Linked DNA regions of Mus musculus: region 2 is linked to region 1. A link is a loop called in an ENCODE intact Hi-C map of the cell type or tissue named here. Cell type or tissue: left cerebral cortex. All regions are shown on one strand.

Region 1 (2,500 bases):
AGTGATTCTGATTTGTCTTGGGTGGCAGGTGCAATTGAAAGCTCACACAACTGTTAGTTGGAGTCTTCAGTTTCTTGACATTTAATCCTCTCACTGTACTGCCTGACTATCTCTATAGCATGCCAGTTGCCCTCTGCAGAATATGTGGTATAAGATGCATAGACAAGCAAATGCTATGGTATATTTTATGAGTTATTGTGACAAGTCAAAGACTGTCACACCACACTCTAGAAAATACCTACCACTCCAGTACTTATGTTGGGGTTGATGTGTTTACATCCTTGGATCTGAGAGGAATATGTAAAAGGAATATTCATTGGCATATGAAAACCATGAAAACCATCAAAGCTAAGTTATATATATATATATATATATATATATATACCTGTATTAGCCTGCTTTTCTATTGTAGTAAAACTCCACGATCAAAACAACTTATAGAAAGAAGTGTTTGTTTAACTTATGCTAACAGAGGGATAAGGGTTCATCATGGAGGGAAAGTACAGCAATAAGAAGCAGCCATGGAAGCTGAGACCTCACATCTTGAACCACAAGCATGAAGTAGAGACAACGAACTAAAAATGTGAGTCCTTAAACTCTTAAAGACTACCCCAGTGACATTCTTCCTCCAGGACCACACCACCTAAACATACTCAAACAACATTACCAACTACAGATCAAGTGTTCAAGTGCCCCAAGTATTCACTATGTACTTGAATTGGAACAAAAGTCTTGCCAAATAGCTTTAAGAGCTACTTAAGGCATGTCTCCAAAGTTAATTCAGCTCTTCCTTCCACAAATAATATAGACTTCTAAACAGACTGACCACACATAGCACACATACACAACTCAATTTGCCTCTTCTGTTGAATAATTTCTATGTTCATTTTCCCCAAAAGTGACCTCAATGATCTCTTGTTTTCACTATCCTTATTTCTGTTACAGAGAAAGTAATATTCCACATCACTTTTCCATTTACAATCACATAGGGCTTGGGCTATGTCTTTCTTTTTTGTGTGTTTCTTGTGCCTAACAGGGTCTTATCCATCATATGTACAATGATGATATAAAAATGATAACACTGTTTTATGAAATTATTTAATGTATTTGTCACTTTAAAAATACCTAAAGGTGATTTCTAAAATTTAAAAAGGGAAAACTTTACTCATCTTTTCTATAGCCATCTATTTTGTAATGACAAATTCTACAATTGCCTAGGCAGATAGTAAAATCAAAGCAAACTATCTCCTGGAACTCAAACACTGTGTGCTCAATAGACTTCTCTGTAGCAAACTTTTTTCCTGCTGAAAGTGATGCAGACACTGCGGATCTTTTCAGCTACTTCCTTGCACAAGTCTGGGAAATTGGACATGTTTCTTCACCACCACTAGGTGGCCTCTGCCACTTATTTCCAAGATGGTCTCAACTTCTTGTTTATTTTGAAAAGATTTTATTCTTTTTCTCCTTAATTTTTAAAAAAATGATTGTCAGTGTGTTTTATCCTACTCTTTTTTGAATTCCAACTCCTCCAAAATCTACCACACATTACATGTTACATACTTTAACAAACACAAAAGTTACAAAGAAAGGAAGGAAGGAAGGAAGGAAGGAAGGAAGGAAGGAAGGAAGGAAGGAAGGAGGGAGGGAGGGAGGGAGGGAGGGGAGGGGAGGGGAAGGAGGGAGGGGAGGGGAGGGAGAGAGGGAGGGAGGGAGGGAGGGAAGGGAGGGAGGGAAGGGAGGGAGGGAGGGAGGGAGGGAGGGAAAAAGCCACTAAAACCATGAAGTCTGATTTGTGTTGACCTTTATCCTAATAACCCATAATACTAATTCTATATCTTATTTCTTTAAATAAATTCTCTCCCTATCAACACCCTCTTCTCTTACTAGCAACTGAGCCTTTGTGGGTTTTCTAAGTGAAACACACACACACATTTAAACATAAAATCAGAGATCCAAGCACATATATGAGAAAATAGGAAATGATTGTTATTTTTGGCCTGGGTTCCCTCACTCAGGGTAATTTTTTTCTTACTCTATTCATTTCTCTGATAATTTATTATTTTTTGTGATAACTAAATAGCAATTCCATTTTGTGAGGTTATCACATTTTCATTATCCACTCATCAGTTGATGAACATTTAGATGGTTTCCACTTTCTAGCTATTATGAGTAGTCCAGAAATGAACAGGAATGAGCAAGGATCTCTGTAGTAAGACATAGAGTCCATGAGTAGTACAGCTGGATCTTGTGGTCTCTATACTATCAGCATTTTGCAGAACATCATGCTGATTTCCATCATGACTGTATAAGTGTTTTTCTTTTCCTGTATCTTTGCCATTATCCGCTGTCATACATTTTTATTAATCATGGTCTTTCTCTCTAAGGTAACATGAGAATTTGAAAGAGTTTTAATTTCTAGTTCCCTGATGTCTACAGATGTCAGGGTCTATATAGACTTTAATATTGTACATAATTAGTCTTAGAAATGATGGATTAAGAT
Region 2 (2,500 bases), 110 kb after region 1:
AGAAAAGCATATCAACCTTAAAGAATCACAGAGCAAATACATTCACAATGGTAACATATATCTGGCCTATTAATAGATATCAAGTCAGAGACTTTATAGCGTTTTTAAGTTACGATTATCAAAAATAAAATAAGGTATGCAGTATCTTCCATTAAATCTACTGATAACATTTGAATAAGAGTGTGGTATGGTACTGAGTGATCTCATGTAAGTGTCTCCACTTTCATGTTTAATGGAGCCCTTCAAAGTCAGAAAAATACCACTAAAATTAGACATGAGAAAGGGTAAATGGTCATATTTCCCTCTATTATTGCATTCAACTCTACAGCAGCAAAACTGTTTGAAATACACACACACACACACACACACACACACACACACACACACACACACACACACAAAAGCATAAATGTAGACTCAGATGTTCTTGTTTGATAAACCATTTGATTCTATATTTAAGCAAATGTGACATATATCACCTAAATGGAAAAATGAGAGAAAAAAAAAGCTATAAGTTCAACTACCTATACAGCATTCTCAAAGTCATTTGATAAATGAGCAGAAAATAATTTATATTGCTCTCACTGACTCTCATATCTTTTGATTTACAAATTGCCAAAATCAGTGTTACACTGCTGACTTTTATAAATAGGTAACTTGAAGAAAAAAATATTTTTCTGGCCAAATTCAGTTAATTTTAAGTATAAATGTGGGTTTGGTACTACAATTGTAAAACTGTAGCAACTGTAAAACTGTGACAGTGAGGTGTCTCCATAGGAAAGGTTACTTGGCTCTGAGCTCGACAGCCTGACTTTGATCACCAGGACCCATATCATGGAAGAAAAGAACTGATTTGAGAAGGTTATCCTCTGACTCTGCACATGCACCTTGCTATTTGTATATAATACTTCTTTACCTGCTGATCAGCTCCTAAAACAATTAAACAGCAAAATAAACTGGGAACTATAAACACCTTTATAAGTTCAGTCATAGATAATTTTAGGATAAACATGATGTTGGTTGGATACAGTTTAGTATGTGAATGCCTCTGTGTATATATTCCTACCCCAACCCCTGCCACTTCCTTTCTTTGTTGCATATTTTTGAAACAAAGTCTTATGTAGCCTAAGCTATCCTTGAACTATAGTTTACATTGAAGAAAAGAAATGATATTCAATTTTTAAAATTCTTATTCAAAAGAAATATAATATTCAATTAAGAAAATAAACATTCTTCCACATCTATGTATTTCTGGAACATGTTTATATTTATATTTATAATTATATTTGCAATGTTTTATAAAAGTAAATTGGATTTATACTTACAAGGATCCAGGCTCTAATGCAAATTACTATTAAGTTAAATAATAAAGCTAATAGACTCTTGTAAAAATTGAATCTCCAGGCTGAAGCTTATTTGAGCTACCTTACAACCTTACAACTTCATGGACCAGCATAAGCAGCTTAAATAGCACATAGCTTTAGAAAGATTGAGAATTTTTGTTCCTGTGGCAAAGGAATAAATGAATAGACTTTATACTCTAGACAAAACTGTAACCCTGTAGGTGTTATGTCCTCCAGTTATAAGCATACAACCCTAGATAGATTGTTTTTTACGACTAATGTTCAAAATTGACACAGCAATACTATTACTCAAAATTCACAGTGATATACTAGGCATCAAAACAAAGACCAGATCAGTGCATAGTAGTTGGTTTATATGTAATAGTTCTTATACATTCTATATGTCTAAACTATGGTGGGGGTGGAGCTTACAGCATTAACATGCCAATCACTGAATATTGTAGTGCTACCTAGTACTAAAAGATAGCAATACATCATCTAAGAAGAGAAGGTACAAAGGAGTCTATAGAGGAAATTCAAGAGACTGAGTACAAACATCCAGGTAAAATATTAGCCTGCCTGGAGAGGTGGCTCTTTGGTTATGAGGACCAGCTGCTTTTTCAGAGGACCGAGAATCAGTTCCCAGCACTCAGAGTGGGAACTTGTAGCGTCCTCCTCCAGTAGAAGACAGGGCATCAAGTGAGGGATGGGGTTGACATACCACAGTCAAAAACTCTGACCCATAATTGCTCCTGTCTGAAAGAGCTACAGGGACAAAAATGGAGATGAGCCTGAGAAAAATGAGGTCCAGCAACAGGCTTAAAGTGGGATCCAGCTCAAGGGGAGGTCCCAAGACCTGACACTATTACTGAGGCTCACAAAAAGGGGCCTGTTATGACTGCCCTCTGAAAAACCCATCAGTTGAAAGAGTCAGATGCAGATATTTGTACCCAACCAATGGACAGAAGCTGATGAGCCCTGTGGTTGAATTAGGGAAAAGTTGGAAGAAGCCAAGAAGGGCTACCCTGTAGGAGAACCAGCAGTCACAATTAACCTGGATCCCCGAGATCTCTCAGACACTGGATCATGAACCAGGCGGCACACATCAGCTTAAATGAGACTCCCAACACATATACAACAGAGGACTGCCAGGTCTG

Evidence for each region. A loop is a pair of places that touch in the nucleus more often than their neighbours do. Peaks named below come from ENCODE experiments on the same cell type or tissue, not always from the same donor. Only the 100,000 strongest peaks of a DNase experiment are listed, where the experiment ranks them.
Region 2: a loop joins it to region 1, with 2.4 times the contacts of the local background. A loop is called at or near these places in 2 of 42 quality-filtered maps.

Annotation. Positions count from the first base shown.
Region 1 is chr6:60,563,085-60,565,584 of GRCm38, forward strand. No RefSeq gene overlaps it. Among named protein-coding and RNA genes, the nearest start is that of Gm35386, 22 kb to the right of the region's middle. In left cerebral cortex, a CTCF peak has its summit at 1,379; a DNase peak (open chromatin) is centred at 1,370.
Region 2 is chr6:60,673,881-60,676,380 of GRCm38, forward strand. No RefSeq gene overlaps it. Among named protein-coding and RNA genes, the nearest start is that of Gm35386, 88 kb to the left of the region's middle. In left cerebral cortex, no CTCF peak of the experiment used is centred here; no DNase peak of the experiment used is centred here.